3 separate regions of the Mus musculus genome follow, and all the other regions are linked to region 1. The links are chromatin loops, found by intact Hi-C in ENCODE. Cell type or tissue: heart. All regions are shown on one strand.

What was found. Hi-C counts contacts between places; a loop is a spot of excess contacts. Peaks named below come from ENCODE experiments on the same cell type or tissue, not always from the same donor. Only the 100,000 strongest peaks of a DNase experiment are listed, where the experiment ranks them.
Region 2: it touches region 1 in a loop (2.4-fold over the local background); 6 of 42 quality-filtered maps call a loop at or near these places.
Region 3: it touches region 1 in a loop (5-fold over the local background); 3 of 42 quality-filtered maps call a loop at or near these places.

The regions. Positions count from the first base shown.
Region 1 is chr9:72,108,515-72,116,514 of GRCm38, reverse strand. It overlaps Tcf12 (transcription factor 12), which reads left to right and starts at 4,696. Exons shown (of 21, transcript NM_011544.3): 1 at 4,696-4,939; 2 at 5,681-5,777; 3 at 6,767-6,839. The coding sequence starts at 5,703. In heart, no CTCF peak of the experiment used is centred here; DNase peaks (open chromatin) are centred at 4,634, 5,194 and 5,744; H3K4me3 peaks cover 3,091 bases; H3K27ac peaks cover 2,439 bases.
Region 2 is chr9:71,956,714-71,964,713 of GRCm38, reverse strand. All of the region lies in intron 5 of Tcf12 (transcription factor 12), which reads left to right. Among named protein-coding and RNA genes, the nearest start is that of Tcf12, 150 kb to the left of the region's middle. In heart, a CTCF peak has its summit at 4,496 (motif pointing right); a DNase peak (open chromatin) is centred at 4,843.
Region 3 is chr9:71,977,684-71,985,683 of GRCm38, reverse strand. All of the region lies in intron 5 of Tcf12 (transcription factor 12), which reads left to right. Among named protein-coding and RNA genes, the nearest start is that of Tcf12, 130 kb to the left of the region's middle. In heart, no CTCF peak of the experiment used is centred here; no DNase peak of the experiment used is centred here.

The sequences.
Region 1 (8,000 bases):
CCATAGAGCCATCTGTTTAGGGCTAGGAGGTGTGCTCAATGGCAGAGCACTAGCATGTGTGAGTTTAACTTCTAGTACTGATTTTAAAAAAAAGTGAGGAAAGTGAGAAATAAAAAGTGTGGTGGTATGGAAAACTCTTGAACCATCATAAACATGTGTTTTGCATGGATGCACTAAGTAGGGAAGGGAATATGGAGATCAGAACCCAGGTCTTTTGGAAGAAGAGTAAGCGCTCTTAACTGCTGAGCCATCCCTCCTGCCCTAACCATTCACTTTCCAAGTGTTTATTGAAACTGAAATGTATGGCTAAGTATAATAAAACATTTGGTTTTTTTTTTCTGATGTTTGAATTTGTTTTGATTTTGATTTGTATGGATGGATGTTTTATGAAGTGAAAGAACCCGGTGGCAGTAGAGGGCATTGCATTTAAGATGGATTATTTGGGACCATCTCCTCAATTCTGGTGCTTTGCCTGGTGTCGGGACACAGACCTGCCATCCTAGTAGTTGGGAGGCAGAGGCAAGAGGAATGGGAGTTTTGAAGCCAGCCTGTACTGTATATTAGGTTCAAAAAGTAAAACCAAGCAAGCAGGGTTTTTCTGTTTTTTTTTTTTTTCTGTTTTTTTTTTTTTCTCCCTTTTTTTGATACAGGGTCTTTAGCTCGGACTGACCCCCTTCAGTCTCAGTTTCCATATACGGGGTTTCTACTCACCACCTGTCTTAGTTAGGGTTTCTATTGCTGTGAAGAGACATCATGATCAAGGCAACTTTTATACAGGAAAACATTTAATTGGGGTTGGCTTGCAGTTTCAGAGGTTTAGTCCATCATCATCATGGTGGGCTGCATGGCAGCGTGCAGGCAGACATGGTGCTGGAGAAGGAGCTGAGAGTTCTACATTTTGATCCACAGGCAACAGAAAAGAGATGGTACCACACTGGGCACAGCTTGAGCATATGAGACCTCAAAGTCCACCCCCACAGTGACACACTTCCTCCAACAAGGTCATACCTCTACCTTCTAATAGTGCCACTCCTTATAGGGCAAACATTCAAAAAGGAGTCTATGGATTCAAATCATGACATCACCCAACTCACTTTTTCCTGAAACCTGAATATAACATTTGTACAAGGCAATCCGATTATTTAAATGAGTATAAGTGATCCTAGGAAGGAATAGATAACTATTTTAACTTATTGGCATTCAAAGAGAAGATAAAGTGTTCATTACAAATTCTCAGGAATCGGGGAGATTCTGATAGAAAATAATGAGTTTATTGATGGTGATTTGTATACTCCATGTTACAATAGCTTGAACAAGCTCAGTTTTCAGTTGGTCCATGGTAGGAGTGCCATGAAGTAAAGGTATGACTTAATAAATTGTTACATAAAATTGTTTCTGTTTGCTTAAGGGGTCAGCTGCTCCCCCATGGAGCAGATAGAAAGAAGAGTTGTTAAGCACAAACCCTGCATCTTAGTAATACTAGGAGACCAGTCACTTTGTCTAATAGCAATTTGTTATACCCACTTCTAGCTTGACTTGAGTAGCTCTTTTCTCTTTCTTCTCCTCTGAGCTTTCTAGAACATTCATCTTTTAAAAAGGGGCCAAGGTCAAGTTAATTTCCCAAGGAAACAAAAAAGCCCACTGCTTTAGAAGCTTTTCTTTTGATTATGAATGTTTGTCAGGATAACTTGTTTATTAAACATATATGTGTTTCTGTGCAGAGCGAGATGGAAGCCATGCTGATAGAATTTCAGTGTCTGCTCATGGCAAGCTACAGTAGGACAGCAAAGCTTTTGAATGACAATCTTGTTGAGGACAAGGTAGATTTTAGACTTTTGGTTCCAAAAGCATTTAACACCATACCTTGACCATGTAAGAAATGTGTGCTAAATATTTTTTCAATATTTACTTATTGATATTAACTTAGTACTTACTGTTAATTAACAGGATTTTTGTTGCTAGTTCTTTCTCATATTCTCAATAGAATTCTAGCTCTATCCAGCATACTCAATAAATAATGTAATAAGTGCTATAAAGTTCAGATTAAATATTTTTTACATTTATTTACTTTGTGTGTATGTGTGTTAGTGCATGAACAACATACTATAGAATGTACATAGAAGTCCAAGGACAACTTTGGGATTTGGTATCTCCTTCAACCATGTACTTCCTAGGGATAGGACTCAGGTGGGGCCAAGACAAAAAACAAAAGTAAAAACAAAACCAACCAACTAACCAACCCCAAAATTATACAACAACAACAACAACCACCCCCACCCTCAAACCCAAGAAACAAATCAACCCACTTTGGGTTATGCAATATACCCAGCCCTAAAGCTCCACTTTCAATATTGAGTCTTCCATATTTTTCAGGAATAGATTTGGCCCATTATTGATGGGAATATTATTTCTTTATTTAGAAACACACAGATACCATTTGAAAGTATAAAAAATTTCATCCTCTAATTTCAAAATTCTAGCTCTCTTTTAAATAAAGCCACATGTACAGAAATATATTTACATATTAAGTAACTATAATAGAATGACTTGATATAGCTTAAAACAGAAGAAATAAATTCAGGTTACCATCAAGTCTAGTATCCTGGATACAATGCTAGGTGCTTATCAGTACCAACCCACAAGGAACTCACAATCTAATGACAAAACAACACACAAAATAAAATTGAATTTTCCACAATAGATATGAAAACCTTCCCCAGTCAGACTTTCAAAGTGAATCCTCTGATGTCCTCTAAAATAGCTGTGTGAGCAGTATAAGCTGCCTCTCCTTTGCCTTGGAAACAGCATACATCTCGCATGGTTTCATGCCACCCCTTCTTCTTGTAGTAATTATTTATCTCAATCAGGGGTTTCTACTCTGCTTTTGATCATTCAATTCTCAGACAAAAGACACACAACTTTTATATTTATAATGACCCTTTAATGTACTAGATCTGGTCAGATATCTACCTTCTAAGCTATTATGTCTACTTCCCTATCAATAACCCCGAGTTGTAACTTGCCACATTTCATCTGGCTGTCCTTAACTCCAAGTGGCCAGCTCTCATGGCCATGTTTTCATGATTCACCTACCCCATGGTGTGCTCTCTTCTCTCTACCTACTACCCTCTCCTCCTGGTTCCTGACTGGGAACCCCAAGCCCAAGAACCAAAACTCTGCCTATCTCTCTTCTGCTCATAGGCAGTGGGTATCTTTATTCACCAATCAGGGATAACTTGGGGACAAGGTTACCTAAGTGCAGATTCTCTCATCCCTGGGGGCAACCAGGCCAGTAGTTAGTATTACAATGCATAGCAGAAGACCAAACCTCAGCATCTTCCCTAGAGATTGTACCACAGAAATATGGCTTTACCAGTTACCTAATCAAATTTCCTGGTTGTTCTGTGACTGCTTTTTGCCTCACTTTTGTATACACCAAATTACGGATAACCAAACCCTGTTCATTTAATCAATGATGCTAGACTTGGCTCAGAACTGTTTGATTTATATTGGAAACATCATCAAAGATCAGATCTCTCCTTGCGAAGACTTTCTTCTTGTCTGTTTGATTTACTCTGGCTAGATCTTGAGTTTGGAAGATGACATTCATTTTTTTTTTTTATAGCATTTGCAAAAATGTTCTCAAAGACTTCAGCAAATTGCCTATTTGTATGTGGGTTAACCATCCGCTAGTCTTAGTTGGAAACGGGATCGTTATCATTTTTTAGGTGAAATCATGCTACTTTGTTTAGGATGGAGACACACTCCACAAGTTGCCAAAGCATGTATGTACCTAAGTGGGACTGGCTTTGGGGGTGAGTAGGCTACCATTAGTTCTGGAATGGTCTATACGGAGGTCCCACATATAAACCTTAATTTGCTTCTCTGGTTGGACAGCTCTGGTTGCAGTAAGTACAGCAATGGCACATTTAACTATCTTCTTTATATGAACTTCTGAGGCCAACGGCTCCTTCTTACAGTCAGGATACTCAAGAGTTGGCCACTGTCTTCAATTCGTTTCTTTGGATGCTTGTCTCGAGTGTTTCTTCTGCTTGGGCCTGGCTGGTCTTCTCTGTGCTCGCAGACCTCAACACAATCACCTTAGCTTCCCCTCAAGTAAACCTTAACTTCCAAGGCCGAATTTTTCCCCTTTTTCTTTGGGGCTTCTTCAGGCCAAGTTCGGAACTTGCTCATCAAGACTTAACTTCCTGGGGCTGTCTCTCTGGTTACAGCAAAGGCCAGGCGCAATCCTTTCCCAGAACTTGGTGTTGCAGCGCGGGGCTCAGGTGGGACGGCACGCTCAGGTGAGCAAGCTGATGAGCGCGGCGTGAGGGGCTTTGCGCTTTTCCCACAGAGTCCGCCCACCACAGCTGCGGCTCCACAGCCGGCCTCGCCTCCCGCGTCCGGCGTGGCTGAGCTCCGGAATGGCTGCGGGTGGCAGATCCAGATGCTGCCCAGCTGCGTCCCCGTCGCGGCACTTCGGGGCGCAGTGAGCTTGAGGAGACGGCCGCCGCCCGCCGTGGGCTTTGTCCGTCCGCCGCTCCGCCCCGCCCCGTGCCTCCCCGCCCCCTCCGCGGTCCCACTTCCTCGGCGCGGGAGGCGGGAGCGCGCCGGGCAGCGAGGGGTTAAGCCGACGCGCTTGAGGCGCGGAGGGATCCGGAGGCGAGCGGAGCTCGGTGCTGAGGCCGCCTCAGCGGAAAAAAAAAAAAATGTCCGCCTGAGGAGACCCACAAGTTCTATCGGGGGGACAGCCAGCCCGCCCGGGGAGCCACGGGCGGCTAAGCCCGAGAGCCGCCCGAGTCGCGCCGACTCAAGCACTCGCGGGGGCCCGAGGCAACGCAGCCGCCGGCGGCGCGTGGGGAGGGGGAAAGCCTGAGCCCGCGCTCCCGGCCAAAGTGAACTTTAATCGGGAAGGTTGGATGCGGAGCCCGGGCGGCAGGTAACCGCGGGCGGCGGGCGGGACGTGCGGAACTCAGGTCCCTTTGTACGGCGCGGAGCCCGGGGCCGCGTCCAAGTTGCGGCGCGCGGCGGGGCGGAGGCGCGAGCTGCGGGGTCCAGGCCCGGGCAGCGGCGCTCGGCCTGCGCGGCGCTCGGGGCTCGGCGCTCGGGGCCGGGGAGCCGCCGAGCCCGCCTCATTGTTCCGCGAGTCCGGGGCAGGGCGGCCCAAGTGGGAGGTGGAGGCCGGGCGGGAGTTTGCGGGGCGCGGACGCGCGTGGGGCGCTCTCAACCAAGCCGGGGACCCCCGCTGGGGACGTCCGGGCCGCAGACGCGGGCCTGCGAGCGGCGCGCTCCCCGCAACTTGTCAGCTCTATTGTTGCTGAGCGAGTGAGTCACTTGGTCTCCGGGTCGCCGCCGCTTTCTCGCTCCCTCGCTGGGCGCGGGCTCGCTCCGTACTCCTCCCCGGGGGCACCCCGAAGCCGAGCCACCTTGGAAACTTGCGGGAGCCACGGAGCCACGCGTGGGCTCCCGTGTCGGAGCGGCTTCCGTCACTGTCCTTCGGGTATGCGTGGGGATCTGGCGTGTCGCTCGGCGCCCCCCACCCCGAGCGCTGCCTCTCTCTCTCTCTCTCTCTCTCTCTCTCTCTCTCTCTCTCTCTCTCTCTCTCTCTCTCTCTCCCTCTCTCTCCTTCTCACGTCGAGCGTCCGGGTGTCCGCGGCTCAGCCTGTCTTCTCTGCCTTAGGACCTGCTAGAAGTGGCTGAAGATGAATCCCCAGCAGCAGCGCATGGCCGCGATAGGGACCGACAAGGAGCTGAGCGACCTGCTGGACTTCAGTGCGGTATGAGAGCTTTCCTCCGCATCTTGGGGTTCTGCTGAGGTTTCCCGAGATCGGGAGCAAGAGAGAAAAGGGGGGAAAGCGACATGGCAGCGGGCAACTCCATCTGCTTTTCAGCGCTAGTTCTCAGGGCTGGAGTCCAGCTCCCCCAAGTTGGACACCTGAACTTTGATGTAATGTCTAGACTTGCAGATTTCAAACTTTAATGCCAGAGGGGTCATTTGATTTAACTAGTTAAAAGAAGAACAATGTAATCATGAGCTCTGGTTGAGTCACTCCCTTCTGATAATTATTAGAGATTTTAGACTTTATATGAAAGAAAAAAAATATTTTTTTTCCTGAAGACTTCTCAGCATTTCCCTCCCCACGACTTCATTTAGCCTGTGGTACCTGAGAGATGCCAGCTTCAAAAAAGCCAACCCCAGCGCTAGAATTCCCAGCCTTGTGAGCTGACTGCTTTAAGTATACATATGCCGTCTGCATATGTAATATGGAAAATGATTTAAAAATAAAAGGTGAAGCTATAGAGCCCATTGCCCTTATTTCTTACTAATGGATTGAATTTCAACGTTAACTGCTCCTAGAAGGCAGGGCCAATACCTGCTGTATTAGAACTGTTATTATCTTTCCTGTATGTGGTAATTTCATCGGACATGATTCTGATTGCAAGTGCTTATTAAGTAATGTTAATGTAATGAGAATCACTTAGGGCCAAAGTGAAGATCATGGGTAAAAATTTACTGTTTAAACTTAATTATCTTGTAATCTTGCCTGTGGCTGGGTTTTCATAGCAAATGTCACCGGTTCTCTCAAGCAATATTAGTAAATAATATCACTTGTTATTGCCAGCCTTGGTCTGAATGGGTCTTCCATTTTTATTTCAAATTCTCTATGAAAATTAGGAACCTAATTGATGACACTTGGTGAACTTTTCTTTGCAAGGAATATAGAAGAATTTTAAGATTAATAGGTACATTTGGGTTATTTTGCAGATGTTTTCTCCACCTGTTAATAGTGGGAAAACGAGACCAACAACACTGGGAAGTAGTCAGTTCAGCGGGTCAGGTAAGACGATGTTGAAAATCAGAAATTTCTATTTCAGAGCACTGACATATTTTAGTAGAAAAGTCTATAAAGCATTTTAGTGCCTGCCACACCATTTTTTTACACTGTCCGGTTACAATTATAAACTACTAGCGCCTCAAACTTGGAGAGTTGTTCTGAAGATTGCTTGGATGTTTTAAAGAATTTTAGCATGGACTTAAAGTTGCTCTTTTTGTGAATGTTAAGATTGAAAATTGTCTTGAGCATGATGGATTGTGTCATGACTGTATTTAGAAAAGTGCTTGAAGAAAGCTTTGTGGTTCACGGGTGTTCCTTTTATATATGCAGACATTTAATATATCTTCAGATCATTAGTGTTATTAAATCCTAGGCTCTAAAATGGATAAAAGTATTGTTTAATCTATGTGCATAAAAAGTAGAATTGAGTCAAACAATAATTAATAAGTTGTATTTATTTTAAAAAATGGGTTTTACACTGTAGGAAATAAGTAATTTTGTGGATATTAATTTAAAATGATAATTCTATATTAAAATAAGGTCTTATTTTAAATGACATAGGGCCAAATTTTTGTCCTGTAATCAAATTATATTAGGATATTTTTTAAAGTTAGATTCCTAAGCAATATTATTAATGTTAAATTTGCTTGCTTTTGGTAAACTATGTCATATTACTAAATAGTGTCCCACTTTAAAAAAAAAAACTTACAATTTAAAAGTAAGTATTCCAGAGCAGGGATACAGAAGTTTAATTTGTTTCATTTCAACTTATTCTTCAGTGTCCAAGAGATGGGGAGAAGAGCATTGAGAGCATGGTCCTGAGAAAACTGGCTGTAGTGTGTCTGGGCAGGAGCCGCTCAGTCACTGCTCACTAGAGCAGTGCTTCTCGTTTACCCTAGCAAAATCATAGCTGCTTTCCAGAGGGCTGTGAGAGCAGAAAGCCTGGAAATTAGCTTAATTTTATAACTGGCTTAACATTTTATTCTACTTCTACTTCATGTTTAGAAAAATGTTTCTGTTGAAAATCACACATCAGTTTAGCTGAACTCCATTTTTAACTATGACACTGAAGCATGTCATTTAACAAATCAAAGAGGAAAATAAAAGCAATTTGATTGCATGTAACCTAAAGGCTAGTTGTAGTGTTCTTGAGGAAATACTCGC
Region 2 (8,000 bases), 150 kb after region 1:
TCAGGGAACCTGGAAACTGCCCTCTAGCTAGCAGATCTCCAGTATCCAGAACTTGAGCTTCCCACCTTCCAGAACTGTGAGGAATAAATGTTTGCTGTTGGGACTCAGCCAGAAGAAGTTGAGGCAGTTAGGGAACAAGCATCATCTATGAATATAAATTTGAAAAACTTCCCAAGGTATAGATATAGTGCTCCTTTCTCACTTACTATGTGGCATTTAACTTATTTATAGCAATTTAATATTGGCTATTTAAAGTTTTATCTGTCTTGATTACTTCCTAATAATTTCTAATAATTATATTACTCAGTTCAAATTAAGGAGGCTTTTTTTAAGGTTCTCTAATATGTATGCATGAAATTATTCATTATCTTCTCTGTAGGTTTTGGGTTTGTAACATATGCAGTGAGTTCTGCCTGATAACACAATTAACAGAGATACAGTGCTGTCTCTTCTGACTCCTGGGACTCATGGGTCCTGCTCAGTCTCTTCTGTGCCGTATGATTGGTCTAACTTGAGCATGCAGCAGTTTCTCCAAGCTTCCCTTCCCATCGTTGCCTGCCTTGTGTTTGCCTCTCTTATGAAGTATCACAAGCAGTCTTTGTCTACCAGTTTTTGCTTTCGCAAATACTTTTAAAGAAATTGAACAGCCCTGAACAGACGCATTGGCACAATTTCATGGAGCTTTTATTCTCTGTTGTTATATATATTGTGCTATGTTTTTCTTGTGTTACCAACTAGATTGGAAGTTAATTGTTACGCCTATCAACAGGTACACTTTTTACATAAACCAAAAAGGAGATAACCAGAGATTATGAAAATCATTACCAAGAATTAGAAGTTTTTAAAAAGTTTTTTAAAAGGCTCACCATCTAGTAATCCTATGGTATTTCTAATCTTTTATTCAATAAATATTTATATGTGATGTGTAGTATGCCAAGGACTGGGGGTCCAAAAGGAACATCATGGGTTAGGTTTTTCATGAATAGATGTTATATCGAATAAAACTGTCCTTTACTTTGGCCTTGCTGATCTCAATGTGCTACATAGCTATAATAGTATATATTAGTCATATTTAGGCCAGATATGACGCTAAGTCTTACCTATAATAAGTTCATACAGCCAGTGATACAGACTTCCTTCTTTTCATTTTACAGTTGAGGCATCTGAGGCTCAGGTAATGAATTTACACAGGACTTAACACTTTACACCGTAACTCTCCATTCTTTGTGATTTCTCCAGCTGTAATTTTGTGACTTCTGACTCCAAGTCCAGTATTTCCCTTTGCTTTCTCTCTGTAGCTTTATGTCTCTCTGTGCTGTGATCAGAGGTGGCTCTTCTCTCTTAAGGGAACTATCCGACCTGTGGTCAGCTCTATTAGAAAGGTTTTTATGATAAGCTTAAAAAACAAAACAAAAACCAAAAGCCCTCTTTCTAAAATTTTTCTACTTTTACCTAAATAATTTTAAGTCACATACCCCTTTAAGGTGTTTAAACTGTCAACCCACATTCCCACTCCTGAGATCTTTGCTTATAAATATATTGCATTATTTTAGATATCTTTAGAATATTTACTGTCTCTGTCACTATTGGTAAACAAATTTTAGGTTGCTTGTAGGCTTTGGTTTCAGTTTTGGTTTTTTTTTTTTTTTGTTGCTTATTTTTGTTTGTTTGTTTGTTTTACTATGGCCACAGAAAGGGTTGTACTTCCTCAAGATTAAAAAGATAAAAAGAGCTTGGGGTGACTGCTCAGCCATTAAAGGTGCTTTCCCACAAGGACCAGTGTTCAGATTCCAGAATCCACATAAATGCAGGCCATGGCACCTTACTGCATTTATCACCTTAGAAAATGAAGATTAGAGGTCCTCAGAGCAAGCTGGCTAGCCAGACTAGCTGAAAATTAGTGAGCTCCAGATAGCAAGTAACAATTGGTTATATACAAAGAGGTTGACCAAGTAATTAAAATATATTACAGATTGATGGTATCTGACTTTGAAGAAGAAAATTATAAATACAGAAGAAAGGAAACTAGAAAGAATCTTACAGTGTTGCATGGAGATATTAGTTTGAATTCATCGTTCAAAATACTAGTAGGAAGTACATAGCTATAACTAGGGCATGTGGGGATGTGTATATATCCCTGTGTCACCCACGGTCTGCTCACAGAGTCTGAAAGCCACAGAACCCTGGTACCATTCCTTCTGTCTAGATTTTGGCATCTGTATACCATTCTCTATCTAAAGGAGCCAGTACCCCTCAGAAATGGCTGTGTCTAGGGCCATGGCAGAAGAGTGAAAGTGAGTGAGGAGCATCCTTTTTTTGTGAGGAAAGGATGTGCTCAAAGAGTGATGACAGCTTCTTAGGCCTGGGAAGCCACTGACCTGATGCACTTTGTGAGGCAAAATACTGAACAGTAGCTATAGATTTATAAGCCCTTCTATAAAATAGCTAAGTTGTGTTGATATTAATTCAAAAGCATTATGAAAAATAGAATTCTTACTTTCCAATGAAATACTTACAAGTTAGTTACACAAGGTAGTTTTGCAGTTGGTCAGCACTGGCAGATACTGTCTTGATGTACTGACAGTTGATAATTCAGATTCACTTCCTGACAGAATAAATGCAGCAAGTCACATCACCTGAGATACACCTCCAAATCTGCATAGCCTGAGCTACTCTGGAGGAAAGCTCTGGCAAATGGAGAGCTGCTTTGGCCTGTGACAGCAAGGTCACAGCAGTTAGGACATGTAAGAGAGCCTAAGATGGTACAGGCTGTTTCCTAAAAAGTTATTACAAGACCACTCGAGCAATATCTGAGTTAAACAGTAAATATAGAAAGGTTAATTAGATCGTTTTGGTCTGTTGTACAGCACACATGTTCACGTACACACTAAAGATGTTTGAAGACAGTAGAATGATGTTCACAACTGACTTTTAAAATGGTACAGAAAGAAAAGTTTCTGTCCTTGTAACTTTTTTTTTGTTAAGTGTAGGACTTTACAAAATTAAAACAGTAACCAAAAAGATTGTTTAAAACCTAAATGGGAAAATCTCTGAATGAGTTTTTAAGATTGATGTTGAGAGCTGGAGAAATAAAGAGCTTGCCTAGAAGGTCTGAAAGAAGGTCCCAAGGACTCATAGAAAATCTTGGTGTGGTGGTGTTGGAGGCCACCTTAGCACTTGTGTGTAGGGTAGGGGTAGGAATCGGAAAATCTTTGGGACTCACTGGCCAGCCAGTATGACTAAATTGGTTACTTTCAGATTTCACTGTGTGCCCTTACCTAAAAAACTAAAATGTAAGGTGATAAAGGAAGACACCTGCCATCAACTCTGGCTTCTATACACATGTATGCGTGCGCACACACACACACACACACACACACACATACATACACACACATCATCACCATCATCATCATCATCACCATCACCACCACCAAATATAAGTAACAAATAAATTTAGTAAAAGCAATCTTGTGTTCATGAATAAGGAACAAAACCGTCTTCACCTATATTAGATTCTCCTGCTAGAGTCTTATAAATAGCCCGGCTAAGGACAGAATAACTAGAGAAACAAAAGTTTCCTAATGTGTAGCAGACTAGCTTGTAGGCATCCAGAGATCAGAAACGGAAAGGGATGGCTGGAGCTGCCTTGCTATAAGGAAGAACAGACGCTTAAGGAAGCAGAGGACTTTATCTGGGTGTGGTGCCTGAGTCCTATTTGCAAGAAGAGATTAGGGTTTTCATATGGAGTTTTTGTTTGTTTGTTTGTTTGTTTGTTTGTTTGTTTGAGAAATTCTGCTTTTAAACAGATAAATGATTTCAAGAATTCATACTTTAAACATAAAATGATTGTTTCAGAGTCGCCCCCCTCCCCCCAGCTGGCCCTAAACCCTGAATTCCTTCCACAGCTTCATAAATGCTAGGATTACAGGTGTGCATCCTTCCCCAGTACAAAGTAATCCTTATGCTTCAGTGACCGACTTTGATGCTGTGCTGCAATGCTTGTAACTTAAAAATGATGTATTAATTATGGGTACCTCTTACATTTATATTCTCCATTTAGTATGAATTTGTTTTTCATATAAATAAAGCACAGAGCTTTTTATATAGTATGGTGAGGATAATCAATAATTAATGTCATGAAGTTACAGAGGAACCAGTACCAAAGGAGAGTGTAGCTGATGGTCACAGGTTTCTTTTTTGCTTTTTTAAAGCTTTGTCACTATGTTTCAATATTAAGTGCAGTTTAAATAAAATTAACTAATATATCTGTAAATTTATTAGATGATATTTTCCTTACATTATAGAGAGCTCTTGTTAAAAATCACATACTTAATAGTCACTGTGTTTATAATAAATTTGTATTTTAAGTTAGAATAACTTCTAATTATCAAATTCTCTTAAATTTATATGAGATTTAAAAAAAATTTTTTTTAAAGCCAAAGCTTAGGACTCTAAGTACTACAACATTTAGTTGAGGAAGAACTTCCAAGACACAAGGGGGCACTGTCTTTCTATAATCTGAATGAATTTTACCTAGCTTTTTCCTTACTGTAAATGTTCTTCTTTCCCCAAATTTTTCTTCATAATCATATAAGCTAAAATATTATTTGGCTAAATCTACAATACTCAAACCCATTGTAAGCATTCCTAGTTTACAATTCACCATGCCAGTAGCATAATGCTGAACCTTTTCATGTGTTTACATGAGTTTGAGAACGGCGAATGATTGGCAGGTTGGAGGTGGTCAGCACACTCGGCTGTTGCTGTGTGGGTCTGGGTGGAGACTGCTGTAGAACCATTGGGTTGCTCTGGGGAGTACAGCGACTATGCTTGCAGAGCAGCAGGATAAAGACTGCACTGTTCCAGCTGCAGCTGCATTTTCCATCAAGTATCGCGTTGGTGCTGATGACTGTTTTGTTTTTATTGTCATGGAAACTTGGATCTGTAGAATGGATATTCTATTCATCTGGGAAAATAGCAATTCCTTGCATAAAACATAGGGCCTTCCAGAGCAGTTCCTTAAAATAGATATTCCCTGAGTATGATCCAAAAATTTGAGGAAGTAAGAGTGGAAGAAAGCAGTCGTCTGACCACTTGTTCAGAATTAACGGATAACTACATTAAGCTCATTACTTGCCATTAGAAATTTGAAAGGCATGGCATTTATTTAGTCAGTGTAATTGCTATCTGCCCTCTAGACATTTCTTTCAGATATTAAGATCTGTTGGGAATTCTGAACCTATGTCCTATTAAGCAATTGCTTAACAAACAGCCCTTTTAACTTCATGCTGCTTATCTGTTATAATCTTCCACTCAAATGTCTTTCGTCATGGAACACTTTTTAAGGAGCTTTACTCAAAATGAAGAAATGCTACTAGAAATTATTATTCGTTTTGGGAATGAAAAGAAAGAACAGAATTAACGATGAGGTCAAAAGGTCCTTATACATAGCTTTATGAGTTGTGAATAGAAAGGAATAACCACAAGCCATTTTCTGTGTAGTCCAAGGGAGCTCTAATTGTAGTTAGTGATTTAGAAAATACAAATGTTTAGTAAATGATAATAACATGCAGATGAGGCCAGTGTGAGTTAAAAGAATTCTCAAACTTATATTGAGAAGAGGGATAGTTATGTTATGACAGCCTATTGAAAGTTATTGGTGAGGCTTTCTACAGGGTAAGGCTTTTTAACATCTTAAAAAAATAAGAGAGAAATGTCAGAGTGCCAATGTTTTAAGTAAGAAAGTCAGTAATAACCTATGACAGGAAGTGTCATTTGAATGGGACATGGAAGTTCTTCCCAGAGAATGGTTGTGCCAAAGGGCTATTGAGCCCTGTAAACTTCAGTAGAGCAGAGGATTTGAAATGTAAAAAAAAAAAAAAAAAAGACACATACAAATCTATAAAAATGCTCAGATAGAAGGGCAGAGGAGATGGCTCCTTTGAAAAGGTATTTATCACACAGGTGTGAGGATCCCAGTCCTAGAGAGGTAGAAACAGGAAGCTTGCTGGGATTCACTGGCCTGCCAGTTTAGCAAGTGTGGGATCTCAAAGACCCAATGGGCCACAGACAACATTGTGTGATGAGATCACAAATATATTTGTCTACATTGGCTATAATACTTATTTTTTAACTTATTTTTTAAGTGTAAGGATTTTTTATTTGTGCATATATTTATGTGGAGCTGGGGTAGCTGTGTGAGGTAATTAGTTGTAGGTGAGTTCAGGTGTTTTTAGAGTTCATGGGCCTCAGGCCCCAGTGTGGAGCTAAAGTTAGAGGCTGTTGTGAGCCATCCAATCTGAGTGCTGAGAACTGAACTTAGGCTCTCTGCAAGAGCATTATGTGCGCTATTAATCACTGAGCCATCTCTGCAGCATCTTAAGTATAAGTTTTAGTGTCGGTTTTAAAACTATGTTTTACAGAGCTTAATTGCTTTATTGTATGTGTGTGTGTGTGTGTGTGTGTGTGTGTGTATGTGTGTATACATATATATGGAGAGAGAGAGTCTGATATAGGTAAACAATTTTCAAAGTCAATGTAATTCCTATCCAACAGAGAGATGTGCTTTAAGAATGACTTCTAAATAATATGATTTACTAACATCTTGTACAAATACCTATAACAAGAATTTTTAAAACTTGCACAACTATGTGACATTGAAGTTAACTAACCAAAAGCTGATTGCAGAAAACTCGGAACTGGGCATTCTGTGAGTGAAATGAAGAGAGAGAACTGGACTGTCTCCAGCTTTGTAACCTTTGGTAAATAACTCCATGCTTTACAGAAGACAATATTCATAAAGCAAGCAGTTTGTTGCTCATTCACATGTGTCAGCTCACTTTAGTGAGATTTCCAATGCCATGTAAAGTATCTCTCAAATTAGAGACCAGAATCTCTTTACAACATTTTAAAATAGAAACATTAAATAAAATTCTAGATTTTCTAAAAGTTTTGTTTGTTTGTTTGGTTGGTTGGTTGGTTTTGGCATCAACTGAATTATGGCAAAATGTTACAGAATAAGTAGCTGGGGTTTGGAAGGCAGACAGGTGAGGAGGAACTTGGTATTTGCTTTGGTTTCCTGAGTGCTGCTCTATGTGCACAAGTGAGGCAGTTTAACTTGAGAGCAAGGAGAAATTCCCCACATAGGAATACAATGAGTAATTGCTGAAACTCAGGTGAAGCTGAAAAGATTTTTTCCATCTAAAGCTGTTGTGTTGGCAGAAGTAAATTAGTACTGTCCTGGACGTACTGCAACAAACTTAAAGGCAAGCCTGGGAAAGGACTAAACTAATTCCAAGGCACTTGACTGTTGCCTGGCATTTTTTAAGGAATACAGCAAAATCTAGCACCCCAAGTACACATTTTCTAAGACCTAGCATTGACTTATATATCACTAGGACATAAAATGGATTGGGGAATTTGAAAAACATTCATCCCAGAAAGTATGTAGATGTGGAACCAACAACGAAGGATATTGAGGTAGCTGTTAGAAATGTGTTCATCAGCTCAGGTATGTAGAGGAGATGGTGATGCCAAAGGAGAGAAACTCATGGAATTTCTGAGTGAGAGTATATTATCTGGAAGGAAATGTGGAGGATGAGAGTGACTGCCAAGTACTTGCAGCAGCAGCAGCTTTTCTGATCCATGAGAGCTGAGTTGCAGATATTTGACTTAAACCCGAAGGAGAAGGCACATTTGGTGGCTAATGTCTATCTATATCTCAGTACTCAGGAGGCTAAGGCAGAGTTACTGCAAGTTTGATGCCAGTTTGAGCCACAAAGTAAAACTGTACACACACACTCACACACACACACAGACAGACACACGCACACACACTGCAGGTCAACATGATACACAAACTAGAAAAAGCAAGCACTACCCCATCCTCAATGAATAAAAGTAGGTAAAATGACAGCAAGTTTGCAGATCTCCGGAGTGCCAGTTACCAGCTACCATCTTTCCAGTGATTGGAAAGAGCTATGGGAATCTTAGCAAAT
Region 3 (8,000 bases), 130 kb after region 1:
AACAGAGCAGGACAGTTTTATTTACAGCATTAACATGTCTTTTCCATTGTTTTATTGAACATTTTCACATGCTTCTGTCTCTGTTTCTGCTTCTCCTTTGCTCCATACTGGCTTGACATTTTCATTTTTAGTGACTTGATTTAAGAAAAAATTTAAGAAAATATTAATTAATGAGTATACCTATAAATAATACTGAAAGTGGTCCAAGCCTGAGGGGTATGTGTATGGCAGATTTGGGAACTAGGGTTATAGTTTATCTTTGGCTATGTTTGCTTTCCTAGCATTCTGGGCTGCCTGACAGATTTCTGAGCTGAATTACTAAGACTTTTTTGTGAACTAAGTCAGATTTCCATAGTGATCCTTAGTTTCCTGAGTGTTGGCAGGTGATAGGTTTCATTTCCTTGACAAAAATGAAGAAGGCACAGGCAGCTTCATCCCAGGACGCTGGTCTCCTGTGCTGGTCTCCCAGCAATAATGTCCTCAGTGTGCTTAAGTCCTAGCTCTCGGAACTATTAATTTTTCCTTTACTTGGCCACACCATCATGATTTTATACTTTGTGATGGCTGCGCATTGTCTTACCAGGAAGAATTACAAGCTGGATGAGAGAGTGGAATACAGTGGTCACATAGATTCCACTGGGAGAGTATGCTTACAAGCCTAGGATCAATGGCCTTGGTGTGCAGGGAAACCTGAGAAGTGTGGTCTGAGGCTCTGCTCTTTCTCCAGTAGGATAGCTCAGAAGTCAACGAGGCTGAAAAGTTTTCAGTATTTCTGTAAGTTTAATTTTCCTGGATTCATAAATATGATATATATCAAGTGAAGTTAAAGCAAAAAGCAAATGAATTGATTTTGTGCTACTACACTGGGTGAACCTGCAGTTATAATGAGTACAGAATTCATGAAAATAGAAAATTATTATATAGTAGCTTTTAAACCCAAACAGCATACTGCCTAACAGTGAGCCTCTGATCAGCCCTGATGGTAGACTAAGTTTTATTCTATTACTTTTCAATCCAAAATAATTTCTAGAAAGCAAGTAGTTGTCTCTTTTCAGAGATGAATTGAATACTTGTGGTATTTCTGATAAATATAGAATATCCTATACTTAAAAATACTTACCTGCATAATAACAGTTGAAGATTTTATCTTGTAGCACTTTAAATAAATATTATGTATATCTATAATGTACTATAGATATATACTCTGATTTTTTTGTTTTTTGTTTTTTGAGACAGGGTTTCTCTTTATAGTCCTGGCTGTCCAGGAACTCACTTTGTAGACCAGGCTGGGCTGGCCTCAAACTCAGAAATCCCACTTCCTCTGCCTCCCGAGTGCTGGGACTAAAGGCATGTGCCACCACTCCTGGCTTACTCTGATTTTTAAAAGCAGGTTCTGACTAGTTTCTTTTGGTTTTGCTTTAGTTTGATGTCCACTTTTCAAAGATGCTTCCTAAAAAACAAGAAGGGCCAGAGAATTGGTAAAGTTGGTTGAATGTTTGCATTTCATGCAAAAAGTCTTGGCTTCAGTTTTCAGCATTATATAAACTGTTCATAGTGGCACATTCCCATAATTCCTGCACTTGGGAAGTTGTGGCAGAAAGATCAGAAGTTTGAGGTCATCCTCAATTGTATAGCAAGTTTCAGTTTTAGCCCAGGCTGAGCTATCTAAAACCCTTTCTCAAACAAGCAAAAAACACTACCTCTTTTCTCATACTAAACCTTATAAGTAAATATGTAATATGTAATTGATCTCTGCATTATTTTCAGGTATATTGAAAGACCTCTGAGTTTTCACACAGCATCTAGTATAGCATACTCTAACTCCATGTTACTGGAGAATATTGCTCATTTAGTCAAAAAAAGAAAAAAAAAACCCAAAACCTAAAACTCCAAACTACCCCTCCCCTTTATTCACCTACTAGAAAAAGCTCAGTTGCTGAAAGTTAAATTTCTCTCTGATAATGCTAGTTTCTTGGTCAGATTCTGTCTTATCTGCTAACGTACCTTAAAACAGGTATCATCTCCCAGTCTTGATTTGTTATCTGATCATCTTTCTCATTCCACTGTGAGTCGTTTATGCTTACTGGAAGTTTCCTTTGATAAGGCCCCCGTGGGTGACTTAAAGATTATGGAGATTCATTGTAATAATCTTTGATTGAGTTTGTCCAACATTATAGTCTGTTTGGGGGCAATGTATACACCCTTTTTTAAATGGAAACAAATCTCTCCTCACCTTTTTTATCCATAGACTTACTAAACATTTATAAAATACCTCAAATGTGCAAATTCTAATAAACTTTGAGGAGAAAGGAGTGATTAGTGAACATTTTCACTGTTAATAGTTTTTGATCATCCAAGAATGTAAACTACTAAATGCAGCCTCTAAGAGAGAGTACCACTTACAGAAATACCACCATAATTCAGTGTATGAAATTTTATATTTCCTTAGAGTTGATCTCCTTAAGATTGTCTTACCAGGGCTTCCAACAGTGGTTCAAGTACACTGCGATCCCCTGTTGAGTCTGAGGAACATTTGTGTTTTGGTGAATGAGTGAACACAGGAGTGTAATTAGAAGTAAGGTCAGTTTTCTGCTTAGTGATCTCATGGAGTGAAAGAGTAAAAACAGCTGCAGAGAGCATCCCAGGGGCAAAGTGCTGATGGAGAGATGTGTCTCTAATATGATTATTCACTGCATCTGAGGTGATAAATTGATTGGCATAGAAGATTCTGTTATGGTCAGTGTTAGCTTTTTCTTTTTCTTTTTTTGGTTCAGAGAACCATGTGTTAGGATTGCTTTATCCTTTTTTTAATTTTTAAAATGTTTGAGATAGGATCTCTCTGTATAGCACAAGCTTGCCTCATTTAACCGCTGGATCCTCTTACCTTAGCTTCCTAAATGACTTTATTTAAGGTCTGGGCTACCATACCTAGCCAAATACGAATCTTTTCATATTTGTTTGCTTGCTTGTTTGAGGAATTTTAAATTAAGTACTTTTCCTTAACATCAAATTATCTAACTGAAATCAGAGCAATTAAATGAGCTTACTAATCTCATTTAACAAGTAGTGTTCTGCTTTTAAAAGGAGATAGTGTTCATAGATGAGGCTGTATTGTGTTCTGGGATGAGTAGGTTGATTACATGGGGAACTCTGAACTTCTGTTGAGGTGTACACAGCTCACTGGCTGTCTCGAGTATATTTTCATTGCTTTTAAGTCAGCTTCAGATACAGATTCTTGGTACATTTTCATTCATATTAATAGTAGATACCTATAAGCATGGAGTTGGTTAGTTACTTGCTATTCAAGTGAAAAAAATAGGTAGTTTCATTTAATTATTGGATTAGAATCAAAGCCATATTTAGCTCTCTTTACTTGTTTACTTGAGTAAGGCGAAAGGAAGTAGCATTTCATGCAGGCCTGTCACTGCTCTGACCCTGCATTCGATAGCTCTGTAAAAGTGTTATTTTTTAAACCTTTGAAACTCAGAGAGTTTATTGTATTTTCTTTTTCTTATTTTTCTGTGGTAACTGCTATTACAATTCTATGCTTCAGTGTTTTGAATAATAATTTTATAGAGATATGATACACTATAATAAAATTTTCCCTTTTAAAGTACCCAGATCAATGGTTTTTAATATCTTCAGACTTATGTAATCATTTCCTCTGTCTGGCTTCAGAACACTGAAACCTATTCCAGAAGAAACCTCGTTCTTACGAGCACTGAATTTCTATTCCGTTCAGCCCTGGCACCAGCTAGTTTCATTCTCTCCGTGGACTTGCTTATTTTGGGCATTGTACATAACAAATCATAAATGAAATGGTTTTTGATGAGCTCTTTTCACTTAGCGTGGTTCCAGGGTTTATGACTATATTCCCTTGTATGAATATATGACATTTTATTTACCTACCCATCATTTAATTAAAGTTTGATTTGTATTACCTTCTGGTTGTTACCAGTGTAGTGTACACTTTTGTAGACATGTTTCCAATTTTTTGTATATAATTATGTATCGTTTTAAGTGAAGTTTATTCTGAGAAATATGTCCTTATATACAAACATAGAATATATTTAATTAAACAGTGTGGCCTCTTGATGTATTCAAAAGATGTGAAAAATGGAAGACGAATAAGGCTTCTGCCAGTTAAAAACTGTGGTGTTTAATAGTGTACTATAAAAGTATAAGGGATACTCTCAAATATGGAGGCATTTACCACACCTGTGCACACTTGAGAGGCAAAGGCTGAGAATCTTTTGAGCTAAAGAATCTAAGACCAGATTGGTCAACACAGTGAGATCCTGACCTCAAAAGAAATTAATAGTAAAAAGTAAACAAACAGTAACATTATTTTGTTCCTCGCATTGTTGGGCATGATGGGCTGACTTTCCCTAGTTGTATGTGCTGGACCTTGATACCATGGCAGCACAGGACAGGTGTGCTGCACCCACATCACAGTGAGCACATGACTGTCACATTTCCTTATGACTTGACGATGGCACTTAAAGCCCTGTTTTCTGACTCATTATTGTCTAGCTCATGACTATACCTAGGTCAACTCTATTGAATCAGATGAGGAATTGCCAGAGTTTTACAAACTCATTTCGGCTCTTAATATTTTTTTTCCAAAATTCATCTTTAACTTTAAACATCATAGTAAGTGGAGACCTCCCTGAAATATTGATGTGCATTTCCTTCATGACTAATAATTCTAGGCAACATTTCATGTGCTTGCTGCCCATGTTCCTTTTTAGTTTGGAGAAATGTCACCTTGGGACCTATGCTTCAACTCTGAATGGAGATAGCACTTCTGGCCTGTTTTCTTGAGATTGATGTGATGAGAGGGTGTGTCTGATGTTCAGCGTGGCCTAGCACTTAGGAGAGAGACATTTCCTAAGTGATTATTACTTCCTTCCCGTTCCATCTCAAACCTCACAGTTGAATAGGCTGAGGTTTAGAGGGAGGAGCCACATAATTCACCAGAGTTTATTGGGTAAGTGTGAACACTAGTTGCAAATTTACAGCTTTCATCTTGCTTCTGGATTCAGCAGTGTTCTCACTATAGCTCTCCTCTTTTGCCCTTGATGAAGTTTCTCCATGAAACTCTGTCTGTAGGTCAACTTAATTATGCAGCTGTTCTTTATATCTTTGCTGCAAAGCAAACATAACTGGTTTAAATTCAAAGTTGAATTTAAGAAAATCTTTCTTTCAATTGACTTGCAATATGTTGTACCTAAGTAAACACATGACTGTCTTTTTCTTACATTCTCACCTCTCTAGGGTAAAATTCCGTAACAGGTGAAAGGCTCAATTTGGATATATGTCTTACATGACCACAAGTGCTGCATCAGCTAAAACTGTTGAGAAGCTCTGGTTTCCGATGATGATATATATCACTGCTAAACTAGTCTGTGTCTGGTTTATAATGCACAGGACAGCTGACTTTGATTGACCATTTGGTTTGTTTGTGGAGTCTAGAGAAGTGTCTGAAAATCATGTACAAAATGAATTTCTCTTAAACATTGTACAACTAACTATAGAAAAAGGAAAGGAAAAAAAATCTTTCCAAACAGAAGAGAAACTAACTCTTCTGGTTTGATTGTATTCTGGTTTTCTAAGGTGTATTAAAGGGAGACAGTTGAGGAATACATTAAGCCATACCTGCATTTAATTCTTTCCATAAGAGAGCCATCGCTTATAGCTGCCTCTTGTGAGGCTATGCCAGTGCCTGGCAAATACAGAAGTGGATGCTCACAGTCATCTATAGGATAGAACACAGGGCCCCCAATAGGGGAGCTAGAGAAAGTACCCAAGAAGCTAAAGGGGTCTGTAACCCTATAGGAGGAACAGCAATATGAACTAACCATTACCCCCAGAGCTCGTGTCTCTAGGTGCATATGTAACAGAAGATGGCCTAGTCAGCCATCATTGGGAAGAGAGACCCTTGTTCTTGCAAGGATTGTATGCCCCAATACAGGGGAATGCCAGGGCCAGGAAGTGGGAGTGGGTGGGTTGGGGAGCGGGGGGAGGGGGTTTGGGGAGGAGATAAGGGACTTTTGAGATAGCATTTGAATTGTAAATGAAGAAAATATCTAATAAAAATTGTTTAAATAAAAAAAAAAAGATAGCCATCAGTTTTCATATGAAAGACTGATCTTTTAAAGCAGTAGTTGAGATCAGTAATGATTACAAGTCAAGATAAGAGCTTTAGAAAATGTCTTAATTTGAGTACTTTGGATTAGAATGTTTTTATATTAATATTAAATTATGTGAAAAAATATAGTGTACGTTGCCAGATATGTCTTATGCATATAATCTTCAGATGCCTGAGATGTGTCTTTCTAATTTTCTTAATTAATTAATTTATTTATTTACACCCCAGATTTTATTCTCCTCCTGTTCCACCCTCTGACTGTTCCACATCTCATATCTCCTCCTCGCACCCCTGTCTCCATGAGAATGTCCCCACCCCCCCACCTCACCAGACCTCTAAACTCCCTGGAGCTTCCAGTCTCTTGAGGGTTAGGTACATCTTCCCTGACTGAACCCAGACCGGGCAGTCCTCTGCTGTATGTGTGTTGGGGCCTCATATAAGCTGGTGTGTGCTGCCTGGTTGGTGGGCCAGTGAGATGTGTCTTTCAAATCAAGAAATCAACACTTAGAAAACTTATGAGATTGATTGAGAAGTCACAAAGTTAATGTCACAGAGATGGGATTCTGCCTGACTCCCGAGCTCTTCTGTTGTTTTGCCTTTGAATAGCATTTTGTATTCATGCCAGCTAAACAATTGAAAGTTCAGTTTTATACCTCACTTCCTGAAACATCATTAACAGGCAAACTTTTTAAAATGTTTTTTGTTGGTCAGTAAGACATGCTATAGTTATAGCCATGAACACTGTTGAATTGTTCCTGCTGGTTTGGAAAAGACCAGTGACCATTTTTCTTCTTTTTCCCCTTGTCTGTTAAATCAGTATAGTAATCTACAGCTTATTTCATTTTGTTGCAGTAGCTCTAACACAGCACTGCATGAAAAGCAAATTTCTGTGTAAATCATTTCAGGAATTTATTTGGAGGTGTTTTTTGCTCATTTTGTTATTTGAGAGTGGTATTGTTCCTGTATTTGTGAAACAAGGTCACTTCAGCTCTGTATTACTTTGACTTATTCCTTTTGTTGTTGGACATTAAACACAGTGCATCCTGAGCACATATCCTACCATTGAACTTCAGTTCTCATACTCGTATTTTGCTGAAGGAATGGAATTCATTTACCTCCTCATGAAAAGAACCCCTGAGCATCCATCCTTGGTGCCTGCTGTTAACAACACACACATATCAGAACGCCCCTTGCCACACTTTGGAATTGGCATATCTCCTTGTCAAGCATGTCCTGAATACTTGAAAAATAACTAGACAGTGTTTTAGTGCTTTTTAGCTGTGTCAGGCTGCAGAGGAGGACCATGAATTAGGACAAATGCTAACATTCTTTCTAGTTACTGGTTTTATCTAGCTTGATAAAAGCTACATAACTACAGGCTGTCCTTGTCTTCCTGCTGTTTGGCTTACAATTTTTACTTTATAAGGTTTAGTATGCGTTCAGGGAAACGGTTCTGAGTTTTGATTTTGATGTTTTCCTAGGCTAGTAGCATATCATTAACATTATCCTGGTGAAGTTGAACAGAGGTGGCAAGCTGTAAACACATCACCTTAACAATAACTTAAGGGTAATTTGCCACTAAGATTTTTTTGTTAATAGAAAATACTGTCAGATATACCTTTATTATAAAATAGGCTTTGCACTAGATTTTGTCCAATGATGGGCTATAATGTAATGTGAGTGATTTAAGGTAGACAAGCTAAAATATGATGTTTAGTAGCCTCGATGTTGGAATGCATTTTTATCTAGTAATACTTTTATTTATAGTGGTTTTGCCAGAATATAAAGTCGTAATCAGGAGCGTCTCTAACAGTTAGGACTTGACATAAAATCTTAAGTAAACTGTCTG